Regions from separate parts of the Homo sapiens genome. Here region 2 is linked to region 1. Evidence: read pairs that join two places in POLR2A ChIA-PET (ENCODE). Cell type or tissue: OCI-LY7. All regions are shown on one strand. Each heading gives the region's core, and the rest is flanking DNA. Links, peaks and the distances in the headings are about the cores only. Region 1 has its middle 350 kb from the start of VWC2. Region 2 holds the start of LOC124901804 (a long non-coding RNA gene).

Evidence for each region. Peaks named below come from ENCODE experiments on the same cell type or tissue, not always from the same donor. Only the 100,000 strongest peaks of a DNase experiment are listed, where the experiment ranks them.
Region 2: POLR2A ChIA-PET joins it to region 1 with 7 read pairs; 2 of 35 experiments call an interaction of 5 or more read pairs at or near these places.

What each region holds. Positions count from the first base shown.
Region 1 is chr7:49,420,169-49,432,935 of GRCh38, reverse strand. No RefSeq gene overlaps it. Among named protein-coding and RNA genes, the nearest start is that of VWC2, 350 kb to the left of the region's middle. In OCI-LY7, for the core only: no CTCF peak of the experiment used is centred there; no DNase peak of the experiment used is centred there.
Region 2 is chr7:49,516,820-49,529,586 of GRCh38, reverse strand. LOC124901804 (a long non-coding RNA gene) reads right to left here and starts at 5,377. Exons shown (of 2, transcript XR_007060628.1): 1 at 5,252-5,377. In OCI-LY7, for the core only: no CTCF peak of the experiment used is centred there; a DNase peak (open chromatin) is centred at 5,896.

The sequences.
Region 1 (12,767 bases), core at 3,573-8,572:
GTCTGTCTAATTTGCTTATCTTAGTGCTATTAGCTAGCTAATATTTAAAATGAGGGATAGTTAATCTTTGTATGCTTAGTAACTCAGTTGGGGTAATTTTAATATGGTTTCTAACTCCAGGATTGACAAGAAAAGAGCGCAGATGTGTAACTTTGTTAAAAGTATATTTTATTAATTTACAAAGGTAAGTAGCAACCCCATTTTTCCATGTGGTTTAGCAAATGAGTGAATATTCCCTACCCAAAAGTCAGAATATATTTACAAATCTTAAGCCTAAGGGTTTGGCTGTAATTAAAATGCAAATTTATTAGCTTAATATAATAGCTGCAAGAAATCTTAAAGATGAATCTCATTGAGCTATTTTATTTCATAGATGAGAAATCTGAGACTCTGAGTGGTTAAGTGACATTTCAACTGGCAAATGGAAATAGCACATCTCACAGACAGTGTGTCATGAATAGGAAATCAGAGAGGTACTCATGCGTGACTAGCGCAGGATGGGATAGGCAAGGCTTGCTCGATAAATGCTCATCCATGTTGGGAGGTCAGGTGGCTGCCAGCATCAAGATTCCAGAGAAGACCTGTCCACCGGCACAGGTAACATTGTGGTTGTTATTTTTATCACTATTAACAGTATTATTGTTTTGAAAATAAATCTCTTTGAAAACATAACTTTGCTATATTTCTGAACCTAATATAAATTTTATCCAGAGAGGCTGTCAAATAGTTTTGAAAACTAAATAGCTACAAAAATTTTGCAATTCATTTCAACATTCTGGACTTCGGTTACTTGTAAAATGAGGAAAATAATAACCTTTTTATGGGGTTTATCTGAAGATTATACTGGGTCATAAATGTAAATTGCAGATGACAGTGCCTGACATTACTTAAGAATTAAAGAGGAGGTTGAATGGTTTGGCTTCCTGATTATGGCTGAGGCACCTCTCCATGATTAGAATTGCATACTCCACAAAGCTCAGAGTTGTTTGCGAACCTAAGAATCATCAAATTCAAATCCCCCAATTTTATAAATGAGAATTTTTTTTTCTCAGAGTGACTTAATAATTTGCCCCAGTTAATTTGGTAATGACCAACATCCCCACGACTATTAGGAACAGCCTAGAAGGAGTTCATTCCCAGGAAGTGGTCATTGTGTTTAAGATACTTCACTTGCCGAAATGTATTTGAACAATTCATTATGTGGGGTATCTGCACTTCCCTCACTTTAATACATATTCACTTTAATATCAGACTGAGAAACTTCTGGAATTTCTGGGTGATCTGATTTTTGTGCTATAAAACAAGAACACTCACATTCACATTTTGTTATCATTTATTGTTGAAATTTAACAATTTTCCACAGCTTCATTGCCCCTTTTACTCCTTAAACTTAAGCCTGTGCTACCTCACTTTGTCCAACTCTGCCTCTAGTAATTTGTAGTATGCTTAACGTCAATCCAGATAAACCCTTATTTTTTTTTACTCTCGGGAAATAGATTTAATTGTGCCCTCTATGCTTTGAGCCAAAGACAGAAAATATTACACATTTGGAAAATTAATTTAATTCCATAAACCTTATTGAGCATCTTTGAATGCCAGGCACTAATGCTGATGCTGGAGATAATTCGATAAGTATGAAATGCTCTTGTCATAAAGAATATCACATTCCCTCAGGGAAAAGCAGAAAGCAAACTAACCACCACACCAGTTCAACAGTTTCTATGAAGGCACACAAAATACATAGAAAACACAGAACACCTAAAGCAAACTGTGGACTTCCTGGAGTCCATGAAGTGTGAAATAAATTCTCAAGGGCCAATGAGACAGAGTCAAGCAGTAAAAGAGGAAAGAATTATCAGGAGAGGGTATGGGCATAACATGGAAACAGGAGACAGTCTATAAGTTGAGTAAGAGACCATACATATTAAGAGAGGGGAACAAGAGGGATTCTGAAGAAAGGAGGGTTTTGTATGACAAAAGTCTTCTTTGTTTGGTCTTGTTTTCTTTGGTCATGATTAGCTAAGTTTGGCTTAATCTAAAAGTTATAGGAAGCTATGTAGCATTTTTAACAGGAAAGTGGCATGATTCCATATAGCAGCAGTATACAATTCAGGTCTCAGAGGGAGAATCTGGAAACTGGAGGACCAACTATGGGTCTATGATGACAGCTCCAAAAAGAAGTGGCAAAGTCTTCTCTCATAGGGAAACATCAAGGAAGTCAATCAATAAATAGCCATGTCTGATTCTGAGTTAAAAGGTAACATTAACCAAAATACTTTATTTTCATAAAACTATCAAGTATCAAGGGATTAGAGATACTGTAATTTTTATGATTTCTAACATTTCTTTTCCCACTGTTAGGAGTCTAGTGGAAAGTTCACTTTCCCAGGACATAACAGCCTCTCTAGGAACATGAATCTACTTTGATGTGAGACACTAAATTTTTCAGCCAACCATGATGTCTATGAGAGACAAGCAAGGTACAGTTCAAAGAGGTCAAAGGGCAAAACTCACCAAGACAAGCCTCTTCATGTCAGAGAACAGGCTCAGATTTCATTAAAAAAATCCAAATCTTTGATAGCCATAAATCACAACCTTCTTACAACTGTTTTTATTTTCAAATTATGCTTAATGCCAAATGCTCTTTCTAGTTTTGACATTTCTGGTAAGATGCCAGAGAGATTGTGCAGATAGCTTGCAAACAGTAAATGCTATACATACAGTAAGTAACATGCAAATATCTAAAAGTGGTTGGTACCCATAGGCAGTCTAAGATCTTTGCCTTCCTAAGGAAAGACACTGGTTAATTCCTGTTTTTTTCCTTACACTAAATTTGCTGATATCTTCTTCTGTATAACCCCCAGGGTTCACACTCTTTGCTAGTTTTTCTTCTTTTCACCTGCTGATGTTTTTCTCAGATAGTGATGCATGTAAAAAACAACTTGACAGCATTTCTTTCCCAGGGAGAGTCCGGTACAGAAGCAAACAGAAATTTCCTTTTCAACTCTTAATATTTATTTGAAAAATGGCAAAGGAAATTTTAAAACTGTACAGTAACAGAACTTTCTCAGCCAAGATATGATAGGCCCTCCTGTCATCTCGTTTGTGTCTGGGTCCTGTCCTGGCAAGAATCGCAGAAAAACTCTAACACAAAGTATGCTGTGTGCTCCGTTTATTCTTATAGATGGAACTGAGAGTCAGGAGGAAGTATAAAAGTCAGCTGGATGAGAGCACTGAGCCTCTAGGTAAACTGTTTAGTCACAGCAGGCCCATTGTGTGTGTCTGTGTGTCTGTGTGTGTCTGTGTGTGTGTGTGTGTGTGTGTGTGTATGAGATAGAGAGAGAAAGAGACACATGGAACACATTTAATAGAAGAGAAGCATATAGGTATGGAATCAACAACTCAAACACTTAGGCTGTATTTGCAAATGAGTTTGTCTCCCAAAGGGTAAACACTGGTATAAGTTGTCTCCCAGAACATGATGATACAATGGGAAAGTGGCTACAAATGCTGTGGAATTGAAGCCACGTAGGCAAAAAGGCTAATTGTGGCTTTTGGTGACCGGATGTTATGGAAACAAAATTTAAAGCCAGGCAGAAGCCATGTAGTGGAACTTTGTCCTCCAGCGGACCTCTTTCCTGCCTCTGCATGAGGTAAGAGGGATGGAGAGTGCAAAGCAAGGGCTGACGACTTTAGCTTGGGAAATTTAGATACCTGTAAAATAAGGTTAGACATGGTGATCTCCTAGCCTTCTTCCATATTACATGCTTTTAACAAAGACATTTATTTCTTCAAAAAATTCTCCTATGCATTCTTCAGGGATAATACTACTCTGAAACTTTATGTTTGCTTGTTGCGTTTGTTTTATAAACGGGTCAAAGGAGTGAGGCTAGTTCAGGTTCCATAAAAGACTCCTATAGCAGTACACACACTAGGAAGAAATAGTGCAGAGTGGTATAAGGTCTAAATTAAGGATTCTGCTGCTTAAATGGGTAGCTTTGGGCAAGTTACTGAACCACTTTCTGCCTTGGTCTCTTCCTTTGAAAAATAGACTTAATAATAATGCTGAGGTTTGATGTGAGGATTAAAGGAGGTATTGCTCTACATGAAGCACTTAGAAGAGGGGAGTAAGGATTCAAAAATGTGAACTATTAGTGTTGTTGTTATTGTCATTGCTGTCACTAACATTGAGTAGGTGGTGAATTCGGATCTGTCTTTGAGAAAATCAATCATGTTAGCCCCTCAAAAAGAATTTTGAAACATTCCTCTTAACCAAACTCAACAAAGGGACCAGTATTCACTTTTCCTCTGCAATATCCTGACTGGGGTTCCTGCACCCCAAATTTCTTACAGCTGGTCCCACTCTCTTACACACTCATCAACATCTGCCTCTATGAACTGGCTTCTATAACTACCAACAATCATTGGGTTTAACCCTGACATGCTTATGCCAATTATTTTAAAAAAGAAAATTTAGTTGAATATTACTTTATTGAATGAAATAAGCGTACAAAATTTAAAGAAAGTACTATTGCTTTGTGAAGTAAATTGAATTGCATTCACTTTCACAAGCTGTTCATTTCTTGTGTGGACAATAATTGTTTTCTTCTGCTCAACTTGGTGACCCTTGATTCAGCATAACCAAACAAGCCACTCCCTTGTTTAAAATATTTCAGTGGCTTTTCATCAATCTTAACAACAACAAAAACAAAACTTTTTTTCATGTCCCCCATGTCTGGCCCATGCCCAAGAGTACAATGAAAATAGATTTCATGTATAAGGAATGAACAATTAGCCAGTATTTCCAACATAGCTTCACAGAGGAGATGAGGCTGAGCTGGTATCGTTGGTTCATTCAGATTTTGAGAGGGTTGGTAACAGCAATCATGGAGTCTCGGTACCTCAAAAGTCTTCCTTTGTTCAGTGGATGATCAGGAGACTACTTTCCCTGAATTGGAGACGTATGTTATGAAGTTCATGCTAGAGAGTAATAAATGCTTTTACTTTTGGAAGTTTGTCTCAACTACTGAGTTTGGGCTTTTTTTTTTCTTTTTAAACAAAATAAATGTGTTTGACTATGAGAGTGAGGTGTATATTGGTGAAGATTAATCAGGGAACAAAAGAAAGGATAGACTAAGGAGACAGCTAATGGAAAGAGAGATATTTTAGGAGGTTACTTAAAACATCCCAGGAGGTGGAGAATAACATAGATAAATCATTTGGATTGAAAAGACCTAGTTTTGAGTTGTGAGCATGTAATTTGCCAAATAATTTAATTAACCATAAAAAGGAAACATTTTTCTCCCCAGCTTGTGAAAGTGCTTTGGCAACCGGTGATGGTGAACATGTTTTATAAATTGTCAAAAATTATTAATATTATTTTTTTTAATTCCATGAGCCAAACTAGTAGACTCCAACCTTTTTGCCTGGATTTTCCAGTATTCCTTTAAAGGATTAAGCCTCTGTCATCTACCTTCCCACATTTGCCATATTATATACCTTCATAATCTGCACTTAATAGTTGGCTCTGCTGATATTTGGAGTAAATATCCTTCCTACCTAGATGACAAACATGTTTTTCACTTTTTGGTCACATAATTATTATGATGCTAAGTTATGATGATTTCTTGCACATAGACTATGTATTAAAAATCTCAAGTATTTGAAAATTTCATCATAAAATGAATAACTTTCTTAGGGCTTCATAAAATTAATCCATCATGTTCCTATAGCCTATTTCCTAGTGTTATCAGGTTATCTGTAAAAGCAATTCCCTTACAGATATTACTGAGAGACTTGACCTTGAATTCCCTAAGAGAAGACAGGGCTATACTTGGACATTATTGTCTGAAGCTAATGTATTCATTAAATTAAGCTGGAGCCATTCGGTCAGCTCTCCTTTTTCCTGGGCTTCCCCATCCTCTTTATTCACAGTCGCATTCTGGACTCCATGTTAGCTCGTGATCATTCAAGTTCTCATCTTTGGTGCGTGTATCTGAGTCTACTTTAATCTCTCAGCTCTCCTAACTTTCTCCCACCTAATACCTCACCAGCATTATGTTATTTCTCTCTTCAAAATCACTCCAAAACCATTTTTTGCATTTATGTCACCATCAGTTTTGTAGATGTTGATAATTTATTGAAGAGAATAATGATTCACCTTAGTATATATCATCACTGCCTTCAAGTGCTGATAAAGACTCTGACATTTGATCCTCACAAAAACCTTGAGGAGAATATATGAGAATTATCCCTATTTCACAGATAAGGGAAAATAAAATTGAAGGTCAGAAAGTTAAAAAAATTGCTGATAGTTCAGACATTCTAACTTCAGAAGACGTGTTCACAGACCAGTAGAGAAAATAAACTTATATGCTCTGTTTTTGTTGTTTTATTTTTCAACTCAATTTGTATTTTAATATAATAGATAGAATTTAATTTTTAATTAGAGAATGCATATGTCAGAGTCAATGCAATATTATGTCTAAGTAGATCTCCCATTTCAGAATCACACAGACTTGCAAATATTGCAGACTACAGAAATCACCTAGCCTGATCTGACTGCTGTGGGAATGCTGTCTGCAAAGAGTGTAGAGTGTATTCCTCCTGCTTCTAGTTGGGCATTGAAGGAAATAATGCATACAGTGGTCCATTTCCAAGACAAAGTGCCTTGAATCGGCTTAGGTCAGCCAACTACAGAGGAAACAGGATATACGAGGCCCCAGCTTGGACAGCCAATACTTGCTTGTTGGCCTCCCCTTTCCCGCCCCCTCTTAGTTGCCTTCACCTGAACCAAAGAAGTTTAGTCAAAGATAGAAGTTTACTAGCCTGAAAAATAATTCACTTTTCCTGTTCTTATCAGCCTGCGCAGTTGCTTAGGTCATAAGTCAAATACTTAAAGAAGCCTTGAGCTAACTAGGATTGCAATGCATTGTGGGTTGCAAAAAAAAAAAAAAAAAAAAAAGAACAAGACAACCCTAAAAAACACCTAAAGCCTCTATCCAACAATCAATAGGCAATGTCCAGAAAGATTGTAACTCCATATACTCAGTCTATAAGGAACCAGGGGAGGGACCTGCGCATTAGGGGATAAACTGTTTGCTGAAACTGTGCTAGGTGTGCCTGCCTCTCAGGCACCTGATCTTGCAAGACCATCATTGAAAGTCTCACCTTTACCATTCTCGGGGTCTCTAAGTCCATTCTTTGGGTTTGGACAGGTAAGTTTGCTTCTCACAGGCACCACTAGTTGAGGAGCACCCTTCATCTGCATACACTGTGACTCATCCAATATTAAACAGCTGTTTCATTGTGCATCTTTTCTCAGACGTGACAAAGAAAACATACACTTTTTTTTTCCTTCAGTATTTGGAATTCATCAGTGTCTTTAATGTAAAAGTGATTTATTAACAAGCACTTCTTGGTCAGATGACCTACCATAATCAGTCGGTTAGTTCAGCATTCAAAGGGAATGGAGTGTGTACATCCTGAGGTCGACTGGAGATGTGATTGCCAGTTAACCTCTGGAGTTTGTCAGGCAACTCCATGAAAAGGCTTTGTAAACGAAAGGAATTATTTTGTGGCTGAAAGACACTTTCACTTACTGAATTAAGATTATTATTACAATATTATATGGTGTCTCAATAACTTATGGTTAAAAAACTGCATTATTTAAGTGCACTGTGGATAGGCATCTTAGGTAATAGTGGTGGATTTCTCACCCACAGTTTTCATTTTGAAAATCATACAGAACTCAAAAGCCCTCACTGAGAAAAGGCAGTGAGCTTGTCAGGAAGTTAGCTTCTGTGAAAAGTATTATTACACTGTTACAGATAACAGAGGCCTAGACAGATGAGCCAGCTCTCTCCCACACTAAGACAGAGTTAAATTCAGTCCTGCTATTCATAGCATATCATGTGGTCATCTTCCTCTTATCCAGCAAAACCCACCATCCCTTTTATTACCTGCTGCCTCATAGCACACATGGTATTATTATTGCACGTGATATACCACATCATATATGAATCAGTATTCACATACACTTGAGGCAATATCAAGAAAACGATTCTAAATAGCTCTGTAAGATGACTCAATTTAACATTAAAGATCTATAATAAAGATAATTAAAGCTGTAACCATCCAAGTAAAGACTAATACAACTGACCACCTGACTTTCTGGCTCTGTATCACCTCAGAATCAAAGTGAGGAAGAGTCCACATTTACCACTGCCTCAACCTGTATCTGGCTCCTGGAACAGCTTCCATGTAACTTTCTCAGTTAAGTAAGTGGATGTAGCCCACTATCTTTTTTCTTAATACAGACAGTAAATTATTTGTACGATTGCTTATCACAATATAGTAAGTCCTCATTTTATTTTGTTGATAGGTTCCTGGAAACTGCAACTTTAAGTGAAACAATGTACTGTCTACCATAGGACTTAACTCTTGTTTATATCAATTAGCCTATGGTAAGGCTGCTTTCCTTGCACACTACATTGTTTCACTTAAAGTCACAATTTCCAAGAACTTCTTGATGAGGTTAAGTGAGGACTTACTATATAAGATAAAAATCTAAGAAGAACAGCTACTATTTACTTGGCAAATAATATGCCTAAGGTATTGTACTAGGTACTATGAATGTACTTTTTGTTTGTTTAATGATTATAATCATGTACTTTTTGTTTGTTTAATGATTAATACTCTTATGCTATTTGAATACTTCTAGTATGGAGTGGATATAGATTTGAAATTACAAATTTATTTATTCAAACACAATTTTGTTTTTTTTCAACACATTTGAAAACTAATTTTAACCTCTCATTTTGATAGTTTGGTTATATATTCAATTTTAAATACTTTTTAGATCTCTCCACTTCATAGGGTTATATAATAATCCCTATGAACTAGGTAGTATTTGGAAAATGAGGAAAAATACATAACTGGGTAGAAACACTTGGCCATACCACACTCCCACAAAAACCATCATGTTTGCCTTACTATAATGAAGAAGATGAAGAAGGATGAAGAAAAGTGTCACTTACAGAAGCGTGTGCAAGGCTAAGGGGGCAAACAAGAGGCGGAGAGGCATGCACAGACTCTGAAGTGAAGAGAGCACTAAGTATCCTTAGGACCTACCTCTTCCTGGAGGTAAGTCAAGGAAATAGACTTCCAAATTCACCGGAAGGAGGAAAATCTGCCTCTCCTCAGTCTTATAAAAACATTACCACCACCAATAAACACGTGTGCACCACACAAACACACACACACAATCACACACACGAGGAAATTCAAGACTCCCTTTCCTCCTGATACTTCCAGGTACAATAGGCTTAATTCATTCAGGAGGCTATTGCCTTTGATGACAAAGTTTTCATGAACTCCATTGCTTCTTTTCGTCCTGATACCCAAATGTTTCCCAGTGCAATGAGCAAGACACCTCACTTGAAGAGAAAGCAAAATACAGGTAGAAGAAACTCAGTAATACATTGAATTATCATTGGAGCACTGCATAGAATTACAATATTTTTCAGAAAGTTTAAGAAAAAAAGAAACATGCCTGTCATTACTTCCAGAATAATTAATAAAGATCCTATTTGGTGACTAATCCTTAAAATATATTCTTAAATGTCATTTTCATTAATCATCTGAATGTCGTGTAAGACATATCTAATCGTGCATATTTACAGAGAAAGAACTTGAGTTTCAGAGATGCTGACTAACTTGTCCTAGTTCACACAATTAGACTATCTGACTTTTAATAGAAAATGAGTTATTTGGAACTGCAAGTAATCAGCTTCCATCTTGTAGTAAGGAGAAAGATCAAGAAAAAAGAAATGTATTTAGATATTAGCTTTCAAATATTGGCTAGATTTTTGTAAGTGTGTGAGCAAAAGTCACACAAGGGGATATAAAAATTGCCTTCACTTGACCATACCATACCCCCACCAAAACCAGAGCAAATCTAGAGAAAAGCTGGGAAGTTCATCAAAAGGCAACAACTGTGATTACAGCCAGGAAGGTCATGGTAAGGAGGAAGAATTAAGGGAACAGCTTTGGGTCTATCTGAATGTAACATCTATCCTTATTCATTTATCACAATCTAAATTTCAGAAATATTTGTTGAGCATCTATTATGTGTTAAATACCACTTAGGTAGTTAGAATGCTGACATGACACATCTATATGTTAATGGTATCAGTCACAACAGGTACTCAGTAAAATTTAGTTGCTATTTTCTTCAGTAAAATTTAGCTGCCACTTTCTTTTCAACATTTGCTTAAATATAGTCAAATTCAATCTCTTAATACATTTTTAGAGCTTCAATTCAATCACTGCAATCTAAGCACCTGATAAAATTAAACATCATTATCAATTAAAAATACATTTAAAACACACCCCAACAATGTATCAACATACACAGGTTTAATAACATGTATTTATGGGATCTAGATTAATACATCACTTTGAATACAGACATCTGGTCTCATTTCTTCCCAAACCTTCACCATAGTTAGTAAATATACATCTGTCTATCACATAATAGATATTTACAGTAGACCTCACTTGAAAAGAAAGCAAAATACAGGTAGAAGAAATTCAGAGTAATATATTAATACTATATATATAGTTTTATATATATAGTTTATGTATTTTACAAATACATATTAGTTTATGTATTTTACAAGTAAGTAGATATTTTTATAAAATGTCATAATGCCACTGTATTAGTTTTTTTAGTCTTCCATAATAACATACCATAAACTGGGTGGCTTAAATAACATAAATTTATTTCTTCACACTCTGGAGACTGAAAGTCCAAGATCAAGGTGCCTGCAGGGATGGTGTTTGGTAAGGGCTGTCCTTGATTTGCAGATGGCTGTCATCTTGCTGTGTCCTCATGTGGCAGAGAGAGAAAGCTCTGGTGTCTCTCTTACTCTTCTTAAAACTCTACGAGTCCTATCAGATTAGGGTCCCACAATTTATGACCTCTTTTATCCTTGATTACCTCCCAAGACCCTATCTCCAAATACAGTCATCTTGAGGGTTAGGACTTTAGTATGTTAATCTTGAGGGGTGTCTACAGCAGCAGTAGAAGAGAGAACAGGAGAGGACACAACTACAGGAGAGGACGCAACTGCAGGAGAGGAGATAACACCTTTTATCTGGGAGGCAGATAGACAGGTCCTAACTAGCTTAGCAGTTCTGAACTACCACTATCAGAGGTTAGTTGACAATCATTATATTCCCCATAGAATCATTAAGGCACTCAAAATAGAAGCACCAAGAACCTAAAATAAGAAGGAATAGGTGAAAGCTGTTTGAGAAGATCACAAAAAACCTTCACTCTTCCATGCTGCTTGGTGACTGTCCTTTCCCCTGCAATAAACATTTGGAGTGTTCCCTAAAGAAGATAATACAGATGGTCTCCCTATTTGGCACCCTAGGTGCAGATGAGGCCAACGTACCACAGCTAAACCAAGAGGATCATGTGTCCACATGTGTGCTAAGTGTTGTTCCCCCAGCACCTTCCTACCACTCAAGTTCCAAAACAATGGAAATTAGATTCGCTATCCACACACAGACTGAAACACTCTTCTCTAGCGAACTCAGCCTTGTCTGAGAGAAACAAAGATTCCCCAACAGAAGAGCCTCCTCAGTCACACTATGTGAAGTTCAGAGATAGAAGCCATCCTCTTGTCCATATGTTCAGAACATTATGTCAGCTTTTCAGTTTCTTACTCTTAACTCAGTAGAAGACATCAAGTTTTGCCAGATATATTAGCAAAGTCTCTTTTTAGGAAGATAGGGGTTTAAAGAAGTGGAAAAAAATTGTGACATAAAGGAAATAAAAAACTACAAAGAGAAGACAGTTTTGGAAACTATCATTAATAACAAGATTTTTTAAAGTTAACACTTAAGAACAAAAGGAACTATTGAACAATTTTTAAAGACATCTTTAATAATAAAGTAAATATAAAATCAAAAGAAGATTGGAATATGATTGATAAAATATTCCAGAAAACAAAGCACAAAGCTACAGAAATGGTAAAGAAGAATTAGAATTTTTTTTCAAAGTAAAGAATGAAAGGATAAGCAATGACCATCAGCATTCAAATAATACAAGTTCCAGAAAGAAACAAAATTTTAAAATGTTACAATAAACAATTTAAAATAATGCCCCAAAATTTAAGGTCATAAATAGGAAGGTTGAAAGGTTCCACAAATTGTCCAAAATAGAGTTCTAAATAGACCCAAAGGAAGGTGTGCCTTTAAGAAATTGTGTGATACCTGGGACAAAGATATCTGATAAGTTTCCACAGAGGAGAAAAAGGTGAGACTTCTCAACAGCAGCACGAGAGCTAGAAGACAGTAAGGCAATGCCTTCAAAATTCTGAAGAAAGATGATTTCCTACCTACAATTATATGTCCAGCTGGCATGAGTCAAGTGGGGGCGGAATAGAGATATGTTTACATTGTCAAGTTCTCCAAAAATGCAGTTACCTTACACCATGTATCGGGATGCCACTGAAGTGTATGTGCCACTGAAAGAAAGAGCATATGGGGAACAGGAAACAGAAGACCAAAGAGAAGAAACAGGTCTAAGGGGGTCCCACAATGACTGCTGTGCACTAACAGTAGAATGGTGCTGGAAATGTGTGCAAAGAATCGAGCTTTGAGTCTCACTATGAGGACCAGAAAAGCACAGAGAAATTCAGTCACCGTCTCTTTTATTGATGATATTCACAGTGATTATGTGATTGAATGAGAAA
Region 2 (12,767 bases), core at 2,830-7,829, 97 kb before region 1:
ATCAATTTTTTGGTTGTTTCAGGAAAAAGGTTAAGTTCTGCCTCTATTATTTCATTTTAGTTGAAAGTGTAAGTCTCTCCAATCTATTGTTTGTTATTAAAGCAGCATTTTTATATTGCTAATCAGATTAACCTATCTTATAGCAAAACGCACACACGCAAACATGCACCCACACACCACAACAGTTCTACCTATGGGGAATTATAAAAAAACCCTCACAAAGGTTTCTGAAGTACTTGCAGTTTATGAATTATGTATTCTTGCTTCTAACCATTCATACATTTTTATCCTTGCTTAGCATACCCTTTCCATTGGTTGGTTGATACCTGATTTTACATATACAAGGGACTCTTGAACATTAGTTTGAACTGCAGGAGTCCACTTATCTGCAAATTTTCTTCCATCCCTACCACCCCTGAGAAAGCAGAAGAACCCCTCTCTTTTCTCCTCCTCAGTCAACTCAGTGTGAAGACAATGATGAAGACCTTTATAATGATTTACTTCCACTTAATGAATAGTAAATATATTTTCTTTTTTTATGTTTTTTTTCTTTTTCTTTCTTTTTTGTTTTTAGAAGGAGTCTCACTCTGTCACCCAGGCTGGAGTGCAGTGGCATGATTTTGGCTCACCACAACCTTCGCCTCCCGGGTTCAAGCAATTTTCCTGTCTCAGCCTCCAGAGTAGCTGGGGCCACAGGTGCCCGCCACCATACCTGGTTAATTTTTGTATTTTTAGTAGAGATGGGGTTTCACCATATTGGTCAGGCTGGTCTCGAACTCCTGACCTCAGGTGATACGCCTGCCTTGGCCTCCCAAAGTGCTGGGATTAGAGGCATAAGCCACTGCACCCGGCCTGATTTTCTTAATAGCATTTTCTTTTATTGTAATAAATTACAATAAATTATTGCTTAATTTACTGTGAAAATATAGTGTATAGTACATATAGGATACTAAATATATGGTAATCAGTTGTTTATGTTATTGGTAAGGCTTTTGGTCAACATTTGGCTATTAATAGTTCAGTTTCGGGGTAGTCAAAAGTCATGCACAAATTTTCAACTATAAAAGGGATCTACACACCGAACCCCTGCATTGGTTAAGGGACAATTGTATTCACGAGTCTTCATTTAAATGTCTCTTTAAGAAACCTTCAATGACCACCAAAACCAGTTAGATCTCCTTCTTTTCAAAATCCATAACCTCCTGTACTTTATCCAAGATAGCATCATAAAACATTGCATTTTCATTGCTTACTTGCTTAATTTTTCATTTGTATGTTGACTGTGATTTCCTTTCAGGTGTGGCTGAGAATTTTTACCATACCATGTTCCCCTAGCATAATTCATAAAGCATGACAAAAGCCCAGAAACAATTATTGAACTTATGAAATTATAAAATGTATTTTTTATTTGGAGCATTTCAAGTAAGTTCCTACCCAAGAAAGAAACGTTAAGCATATTTTAATCTCTGACCTCCTTGAAAATGTCAACGATAAAGCAATCCACTTGACTGTGTGTGATATGATTTGGCTGTATGTCCCCATCCAAATCTTACCTTGAATTGTAATTCGAATTGTAAACCCCACATGTTGGGGGAGGGACCTCATGGGAGGTGATTAGATAATGGAGGTGGTTCCCCCATGCTGTTTTGTGATAGTGAGTGAGTTTTCATGAGGTCTGATGGCTTTATAAGGGGCTTTTTTCCACCTTGCTCTGCACTTCTCCTTCCTGCCGCATATGAAGAAGGCCTTGTTTGCTTCCCCTTCCGCCATGATTCTAAGTTGCCTGAGGCCTCCCCAGCCCTGTGGAACTGTGGGACTGTGGGTCAATTAAACCTCTTTCCTTCATAAATTACCCAGTCTGGGAAGATCTTTATAGCAGCATAAGAATGGACTAAAACGGTGTGCTTGAAGAATCATTTTTGGAATTGAGCAAAATCGGCTGATTTAAGCCTTAGCACTCACACTGTTGAATAATATAATTATTTATCCTTTATCCTAATTAACCTCTTCAAGTCTCTTAAAAACCTGACAACATTTAGGAAGTATAGGTTATTTTTATGTTTTAATCTACACCAGATGATTCATCTAAAAATCAACTAATTCAATCACTATAGTTTAAATGAATATAGACTCTGATTTTTGGATGATGTTCTCATAAACACCAACCAACCAGAGTATGAGTCATAATATCTCTAAGGTATTTAAGCAATCAAGCCCCAGAGCCAGCAGGAAGAAAAGTTAACTAACATAACTCATCCAGGACACAGACATTATTGGAAATGTAATTTCTGCTTCAGCAGTGCATTTTGAGGGATGCTAAAAGAATTACAGTGAAAGTCTGAGAGAATAATCGTGTTCTTATAAGTTCAATATTGGATAGAGCAGTTCCTTTGAAATAAATATAACCGAGTAAAACTATTGAATATCCTTAAACATATAAAATATCATGCTTCTACATACACGTTAAAGCATGATCAGAGGTTGTGGCATCTGTGTGCATTTGTACATGAGGGACTGTGAGAGTCAAAGATAGGAAAAGAGCAAGCGAGTGATTGTAGCCACTTCAGAGTTCAAAGATGGGTTGATATTTCTAGGAAAGTATAAGTACTATTACATTCCTACCAAATATAGTTACATCAAGGTTGAAGCTGTGAAAAGATAGTCTTATCCTAATTGAGTAGCTCTTGTAAGGTGTTTAGTATTATACTTAATTTAAAATGAGATATAAATTAGAAACACGCCACTTAAAATTGCATATGCTTTTTTAATAAAACATAAGCCTTATGATCTCTTTTGAACACACCACATCCATTATTTAATTTAGTTTGCTTTTAACTTGTAGACACATGGAAAGTGCATTAATGCAGAACCCCAAAGGAATCCAGAGACATTTGGAAAAATACTGATCTGTAAGTCCATCCCCACAAAGTCTAACTGAATGACCTTGAGTACAGTCTAAGTGTCAGCACATTTATAGTCTCCTCAGGGGGTTCTAAGGTATGACTAAGGTGGAGAAACACTCTGTAAAAGGAATATAGGCTTCCAAGCATGAATTTTAAGGATTTTACAATAAATTTTATTTATGAATATGCTTTTTTTTCTTTCTGTATAATTTGAATTTTAGCAGTTAAATAGATTTCACACTAAGGAAGAAATATGCAAATTTTCTCTAGCACTTCCACCCTAAATATCTCCCATTAAATGTGATAAGAAATATTTTTCTTAATGTCATTCGTGAGTGGCAAATATAGCAATTATCAAGACCTGTATAATCTTTAAATCCCTTTAATATTCAACCCAATATTTCCAGTTACTTATAGCCATAGGCTTTCTACACCAAGCTTGCTTATTTGCAGTGATATGTCTTAGTTGAAGTGATATAAGTAGTTAAAGGCAAGGGAAACAAAGCTATGTCCTTTAGAGAGCTTGAGGTCAAGGGGATAGACTGGAAACCCAGAGGGATAAATGAGATGACTCCTGAAGATAGAATGTAAAAGGTAAAGGGGTGAGAGAATAGTATCTCTGAAGCAGTTGAAAAAAAAAAAAAAAAAAAGACATTGACAGAGTTCTCATTAGAAGAAATTAGGTAAATTTTAATCCCAACCAAGTGCTGCCATTGGAGAAATAGTATTTGGCTGGACCCTCAGGGTCTCATATGTGATAATTCTGTCTTCACACAGCCACCTATTGCAGTTTGCAGTCTTTAAAGAGGATATGTGAATGGAAGACAAAGTTTGCAAACTTAACTGTTTGTTTTACCACAAATTACAGTGATTTATCTTGCCTCAATTTCTAGTGATTTATCTTAGATGGCATGGGTATCTGGTTTTGTCTAACTTGTAACTAGCCTAAGTGGCTTAAAATAACTAAGAGAAGATCAAGAGACATTCTGAGCCTTTTTGATCTTAAATCTATACCCAAATCTTGGTGGCCTGTTAGATCTTGGTATTCTGAAGATGAAGGTAACTGATTCTGTGAAAAATGTGGCAGGCAAAATGCAAAAGACAGGGTTGACCTGAGAGGCTTAGAGCAGAGTGTATTTCCTCTGCCCACATGGGTCTCCCTAAACCAGATGGATGCCACAGGTCATCATGCCACACTTACCACTTGGAGAAAAGAGGGTAGGAGGTAAGTAAGTTGATAAAGAGACCTCTGCTGAATACATTCAGAGCCTTCTCCTCTTCTCTCACAGTGCACACTCTACCACCAGGTACCCTGAGTCAACGTTTCCTCTTAATCTATGACTGACTTAACACATGTTGTAAAGGACACAGTATAGACTTTGAATCCCACTGTAAACCATTAGGTACATTTCGCTAAATAATAATGTTAAAAAAAATGTGTCTTCCATCCAAATATAAATTGAGCATGCGTCAGACATCATCCTCAAATCATAAAATAATGAGGAAACACATATGCTGTTAACAGCAGTCCAAAAAACAATTGATAACCAAGATATAGATATATGGACAATTTAGTAGATGCATGGATTAAGTGCAATGTTGGTTAATATGCAACAGGGCTATAAACCATGCTATTTGGGATTATATATTCAATTGGATGGAAATTATTTGCAGCTCTACTGGATAAAAATCTCCAAGGTATCCTAAGCCCTCACATAGTTGTAAAATAGCCTATTGATTAGAAAGTTAACACCAGTGCTGCACTAAAAGAAAACTTAGTCTTTTTTGATGGCCTATTTCCAAGTGTCAGATAATTTTTCTTAGTAGTTTGGTATATTTGTTTGGCTTGAAATTCTGCATGAGGTGGTGGGAGCAAAGGGAACCAAAGGAAGAGACTTTCATTATTCCAGGCACTGTGTTGAGAACTTCACATACTATAGCTCATTTACTCCTCACCACACAGTAGGCATTGCAAGCTCACCTTTATTGGTGTAGAAAATCTGGCTTAAAGAAGTAAGTAGGCCAGGCCCGGTGGCTCACACCTGTAATCTCAGCACTTTGTGAGGCAGAGACAAGCGGATCACTTGAGGTCAGGAATTCAAGACCAGCCTGGCCAACATGGTGGAACCCCGTCTCTACTAAAAACACAAAAATTAGCCAGTCCTGGTGGAGCATGCCTTTAATCTCAGCTACACGGGTGGTTGAGGCAGGAGAATCGCTTGAACCCAGGAGGCGGAGGTTGCAGTGAGCCGAGATCATGCCACTGCATTCCGACATGGGAGACAGAGTGAGACTTTGTCAAAAAACAAACAAACAAAAAACAACAACACGTAACTTATTCACAGTACCTTGAAGTCTTGAAGTTAGGGAAGGTGGTAATAGGTCTATCCAATTTCAAGATCCTTAGTTTCTTCCATCACAGCCTCCTGCTTTTCCTAAGGAAATGTGTGTTCCCAACCAAAATGACATCCACACTGGAAACTTCCACTTAGTTTCTGCAAAAACATGATTTAGAGCACACATTTTTTTGGTCTCAACCTCAATTCTGTGTCACTCTTCAAATAGATTCTGACCTGTTTCTAAATTCCCAGGTTCTTTACTTTTGCTTATTCTGGATGATGAGTCAGGCACTCTATCCTGGCCACTTTCACTTCGGCTGCCTCTGGCAAACACTTCTGGGAAGTAAGAAGTTAAGGAGCTGCTTCAGGGAAAAAAGAAGGATATTCAGTTAAATCTCCTTATAACTGTGCTTCACTGGCAAATGAACTAATAGTGTTTGCTAGGGAGAGGAGAAAATCCTTATCAATGGGAAGCTTTGAGTGGGCTGTGCTTGGTTGTTTAGTATTGCTCATGATACATACACTTGGGATCCATGAAGTTATAAGGCATGATACTGAAGAAAATGTCATGTAAGCTAGATAACTATCTGAGTATGAACTGAAGATGTTTCTTGACCCAGGTGCCTTTCTTTCCCCTGAGGATGTAGCTATATATATTATTTAGAGACCTTATATGCAAATAGAGCCAGTGTCCAGTGTAGTGAGAAAAGACCTAGGGACCTGTGGGCAACACTCCAGACCTCACTATGCTTCACTACACTTCGTGGTTACTTGTACCCTTGAAATTATGAATATGCTTTGGCGCTGACAAAGATCTGAGATTTTCGTGAGTCTTATTTGAAAACCTGATCCTGTTTTATCTCAATTGCTTCCTAAATTTGGCTAAGAAATTTATGGGCCACCATTTACAATTGTGTAGATTGGGTACTGCACAACTCTAGGGGTCTCTATTTACATTGTAGACTATGAACAGTTGGTTCTGCTATAGCACAGGCTGAGTGATCACATGCAGCATTTCTCCTGCAGAATAACCCAGGCTTCAAAGGAAAGGAGTAGGCAACAGAGGTTTCCATATTGTTAATTCCCTTTGACATTTTATAAAAACCAAGAAAAATTGTTACATTAATAAGAAAAGTGTTTAAAATATAAAATTGATTTTAATGCATGTTATGAATGTACAATCCTAAGTTAGAGGGTTCTGATGGATACCTTTGTAATCTAACTATAAAATCTATTATACATTTAATATTCATATTCTGTTAGGGATGGCTCACACTCTGAAGAAACTAACTGTGAGTTATGCCATTACCTGCCTCAATGTCAGAGGAACACCATATGATACTGAACACGACCACTGAAAACAGAGAGGAGCACCATACAAGTAGAAATAAATATCAACATTATCAAAAAGCCAACTACCTCCTGACCTTGAGTTGTAGTCAGCAATTTGTTTGTTTAATGTAAAGGCCAAAGAATACATATTTTAGATATTGGGGAATTTAGGCCTCTGTTTCAACTACTCATCTCTGCCAGTATAATGAGAAAGCAGCCATAGACAATGCAAAAATGGATAATCATTCCATTGTTGTTTACAAAAAGAGGCAGTGGCCCATTGTTGACAGCAGGTCTAGCGGGGAGAGTGCATCTGTTGATGAATGGCCATTCCAGGTACTCTAGAGAAGGGAATAAGGTTCATTTTGGAGATGCTGCCCATGGCAGCTCTTGGAGATGACTTATATGTAGATAAAGGGTTAAATTTTATAACCTGCAGATTGTTTGGTGTGCCAGCAGGACTGGCTCTGAAGCAATCTTCAGTCTCTGAGAAGACTGGGTTTCCTGTGGTAATGTTAATATCAATCTTGGTAAAAATTTCACACCTTATGAATGTGACACATGGCTGTAGGAGAACGTATTGTGTGTCCTCACTCTCACCACCATCTTTCCAAAGCTCAGGATTACATTCATCTTGCTGATCTGTGGGAAAGTGTATAAACCCAGTGTGCAATGGTGAGACTTGGTAGAACTCTGCTCTTGGACAAACAAATAGTTTGGGTGACTCACAGGGAAAAGGACTGGGCCTGGGGCTGATTCCCAGAGTAGTGGCAGAAGGTGGAATTCTCAAGGAGATTGATGAGATAGATTCAGAAACTTACGTTCATTTGAAATGTTTGGGACTGAGCTGAAATTCAGGGTCAGAGAGATGCCTTTGATCAAAGGCAGACATATAAATGAGAGTAGAATCAAGAATCAGACAAAGGGAAGAAACAGATCAAACAGGTTCCTGATTGGGTGCAAGGGAAGATGCTCTAGTGATCATTGGAAAGCCCCCTGGGTGGTTGTAATCTACAAAATGCCTCTGTGCCAGGGTAACCTAGGAAGTACAAGGGTGATGTTATTTAATGTAGTTAACTGTTCCTTGAAAATAACAATCAGAACATGCTAGTAAGGTTTTCCATTTTCAAGTGATTTAAATTTCTTTTCCCTAACTTTTATTACTTTTTTTTTTTTTTTTTGCTGTGGCAGGGTGTGTTTTCAAAGTGAAAGGATTCTGCATGGAGCACAGGAGTTATTTAAATAAGCAAGGCACCCATCCTCGTTTATTTACATGTGTTGTGTTCTTGACACCTTCTCCTGAGGTGACTCCTCTGGCCCTTCATAAACTTCATGGAGTTGATTTCAGAATAAATCTAGGCCTTGTATTCTCCTCACAAGTGAACAATGGTAGCACTCATATCTGTTTTGCTAGGAAGAGCATACTTCAACTCTGTTTTGTATACCTACATCATGACAATGGGCCTCGAACTGATGCTGTCAACTTTCAGGTATCATAATCTGAATCTTTAAGGTATGTATGTTGGATTTAGAACAAGTAGTAGAAGAATACCATTTTTTTTTTTGAATGGGAGAATTCTGTGTTATGCTCTTCTTTTTTAATGTGATGAGTAAAGATTTGGATCTGTTTCAGGATTTAAATGGATAAGCATCCTTTAAAAAAACAAAACATTTTTAACTTAGAAATGCCAATTCACTTGGCTTCCCAGAATGATTTGCAAATGCAAAGCACTTCCTCTGAGTAAATGGAGGGTTGTTATGGTATTCAATAAATAGTGTGGGCTGAGGCAAAAGGAGAAAGCCTCCATCCTTCCAGAGGAGTTTAGCTCATCAAGAACATAGGCATGCAGTCAAGTCCCTGTGAATGATGTGGTTTCTACACGAATCCCTTCCATTAGAATTTGGGTTATGTGGGAGTAGAAGTGTCATCTAAGGAGGCCAGCTGTCTTCTTAGGCTGTGCCATTTATAGGATTCTTGTGATCTGGATTCTTGTTCTCAGCTTTGCAGTTTCAGCATTTTGCAGTTTTAAAGACATTCAGAGTTGATCAGATGCAAGGAGAAAAACAGACGCTAAGCAAGTACCAGGAGACTGGCTTATCCATCAAAGACTGATCTGCAAAACTGAATGGGAGAGACCCTTTCCCAGTGTGTGGGATGCTCTGTCTCCTGTGAAGAAATTTCATCCATGGTAGCATGAATGTGGAATCATAATAATATAATTTCAGATGTTTATCAACCTGTGACCATGTGCTAGTTCTCTACATTTTATATGTCAGATCTTATTTAAAACTCAACAATCAGTAAAGTAGATACTGTTATTTTCACTAATTTCCAAAGAGAAGTGGAGGCTTTTGTCAGCCAGAGGTGACAGAGCTGGTGAGCGGTGTGTTTTGTTGTGACCGCAGCAGGCTGGCTTTAGCTCTCTCTTAACCCTTAGCACACATGCAAATGAGCATCCAGATACTATACCTTCCGTCAAACACTGATCAATGCAATGCTACCCTTCGGGGCTCATAAGGCCAAGTGAGATGTTTGGTCCTAACTGAGACTTGTTTTTAAGGTTTTTTAAAGATTGTCTTTTGCACAGTGATTTGGAAATTATGCATTCACCAGTAAAGGTAACAGTTTGTTTCATTTCAGTGTTCAGTTCACTTCAATTCAACTCAATTCAGCTTTCATTGAGCAGCATGTGCTATATAGTTAATACTGGATGCATATTATTTCATCAAATCCTCTCAATAGCCTGATAATGCCCTTTTGGTATATGAAGAATTTAGGCTCAAATATCTTACTTAATTTCCTCCAAATCTGACAGAGTGCATTACGAAATATTGAAGAGAAGTCTTTGAGAAACAAAAGAACCTATTTCTAATCAACCTGCCACCATTTACTATCTCATTGACACTGAGTGATTTATACCTTGGAGATAATATCCCAACCACACAGAGGTGTCATCAAGACAGAAGGTGATTATTCATATGAAAGTACTTTTTAAACACTATGCAGCTATTCTCAGAAAAATTGCTAAGTTAAAATGCTGCAGCCACCTTTGCCTCTAGAACATCATTCAAAAACAAGACAAATGAGAAGGAGGAATTTCAACTCCTGGTACAACAATACTAAGAAAGATACACAATCCTGAAACACAAAATATGAGAAAGGCTGCTGAGCAGAGTGAATTTCAGGTAGGGGTGTGGGAAGGTGTTGAAGTGGAGCTGTAGATTTCAGACAAGCAGGACAAAACTGGAGACTGCTATTCTCCCTGGAAAGAGGGATGCCAGCTGGAGGAGAACAGCTCTGTCCTGTGGACTGCCCTTGATGCTTTGGCCTGGGGAGAAATACAGGCTAAATAACTTACATGGACACAGGTATCTGTGCTACAGACCAGAGAGAATTCCTGCCCATCTAGAACATTGCCTTCTCTCTCTTCCTCACAAACTTTCTGCAAATGGCAGGCCCTGGAAAACTTCATAATTCTCGAATGGGAATAGTGATCGAAACGAAGAATCTAGAGGTTCATCTGTGTTGCAGCACGTGCTAGTACTTCATTTTTATGGCTCAATAATATTTCATTATATGCATATACCACATTTTGTTTATCCATTCATCTGTTGATAACATTAGAGTTGTTTCCACCATTTGGTTATTGCCAGTAGTATTGTTGTGAACACTCATGAATGAGTATTTGAATGTCTGTTTCAGTTCTTCAGAGTATATGCATACAAGTGGAGTTGCTGGGTCATATTGCTTAGATACAGAAAGCAGATTTGTTGTTGCTAAGGGCTGGGGAAGAAGGGCTAATGAAGTGTTACAGGATGTAGGGTCTTCTTTGAGACTAAGGGAAATATTTTGAAACTTGACAGATGGGTTAAGACCAAGTTGTAATTGTATGATTCAGGTACTCCAGAACTGGAAAATAACTAGGTTTTCAAAGCTGCAGGAGTGGAATAAAAAAAACTTAATGCTGACACTGGAAACTCGTACACTTAATTTAGCTACACCACAAATAAGTCTTACAAATTGGGCAAAAAGAAGTTTTTAGATTTCACTAATCTAGAGAAACAGATAATGTGTATACCTGACAAAAATTATTGCAAGGAATTGAAGCTATTCATTAAAATATGCTAGAAGTTAGTTCCAAACATATTTCCTATGATACAAATAAAGCTGTGAAAAAAAATCAGTAAAAAACAAATATGAAAACACAAATGCACCAGAATATAGAGTGCAAAGACAGTTCGTCAAAGGTTTTAACTGGAAGAGCAACACCATTGAGGAAGGGGAGAAACCTCACAAGATTATAGAATATGATGGAGAACAAAATATTAATGGCACCCCTTATGAAGTATAACCAAAATATATACCTGTTTCTTGCATGTAAGATGAAACAGCATAATATATCAATGGTTTACGGTCAAATACTTGTGTAGGTATTAATATGACTTTCTCATTTGTCTTTCTAAAAGAAGAATATCGAGACCATCCTGGCTAACACGGTGAAAACCCGTCTCTACTAAAAATCCAAAAAATTAGCTGGGTGAGGTGGCGGGCATCTGTAGTCCCAGCTACGTGGGAGGCTGAGGCAGGACAATGGCGTGAACCCCACGGGCGGAGCCTGCATTGAGCCGAGATCGTGTCACTGCACTCCAGCCTGGGTGAAAGAGCGAGACTCCTTCTCAAAAAAAAAAAAAAAAAAAAAAAGAAGAATATTGCCATCAGAAGAGAAAGTTAAGAATTCAGTGTTAAGCAATGGCCTAAATGATATGTAGAATTATATAAAAACACATATAAATGCCACTTGGCCAAAAGATTGGAACCCCATTGATTTTACAGCATCAGGAACAGACAGAAGATTATCACTAAAACCAAGAAATAAAGTTTAAGACACAAGATGCTGAAGTACCTAAAACAAAGCTAGAATGTAGGGATGTAGGAGTTGGATAAAGTTTATAGATTCTTCCCAATATAAACTAATGCAAAAAAAAAAATAGAGAGAGATCTCACTGATTGTGCAGGAACAGAATTAGATCCTGACTTTCTTAAGAAAGCCAGTTATAAGGACTGGAATGTAAAAAGCTTAAGACAACAATATAGCATAGGACGTGATTAAATGGGTTGGTTACAAATTTAGACCTGAGATTCAGTGGTTATGCCATGTAAGTGATGGTAAAGTTAATTAAAGTTTTAAGCTATGTAGAAGGCATGATAAATCATACCACCAGAGTGTTAATAAGACCTTAAAGATTTACACAACCAGAGCAAAACCTCATATAAAGCAATTATATGTATAAAATCTTAATATAAAAGAAATAGTGTATAAATATATAATGCCATCTAGCCAATGGGTTGAAAATAATTGGTATGGAAGGACGAAATGAAACAGAATGAGATACATAACCCAAGCATAGGGGTTCTTAAGAGGACCAGAATTAAAAATTGAAAATAATGTTTGTGATAATAAGGGAAATTTTCAAATATATAGAGAAGTAATATCTGGAGAGAAGTAAAAAAGGTCCCACATGGTATTCCTGTTAGATCTATAACTAAACAATCACTCCTGGCATCTGATTTTTGGATAACAGAAGACAAACTCTGCTCTAGATGTAATTGGATTAAATTTGTGGATAATGTTTATGGATATATTCAGTGAGAAATGATTCTTATAATTTGCTTCTAACTCTAAATCTACCACAAAATCGACTTGAGACAATGAAAGCACTGCCTCTTTAGATGAAAAGTAAAGCCAAAAGAACTTGATGTGGCATGTGAGAATGTACATCAAATTATGAATATGACTGACAAGGAGTACACATGGTATTGCCCAGGCAAACAGAAAACTTGGAATACTAAAAGAAAATCTGGATTGCCCCCAAGGGGTGGATTTTCCTACCGTAATAACATTAAGATTTCTGAAGAAATGAGGTAATTGTAAGTATAGCCTCCTCTTCTCTTAATACCACATGAAGGTAAACATTTCTATAAAGAGCCTCTGGGCACCAAATGGAGGAGATAATCAAAAAGACAGTAATGGATACTAAACATGCAAATGTAATGATGGAAAGTACCTTGACAAAGGTAGACATCAGATCCACTGTGTATAGCTATATCACGTCTTGATTTGGATGAGTAGAAACACTGGACCATTTGGAATCCTTTTGTTATTGCTGAGTTAATAACCATATATTCTTCTTC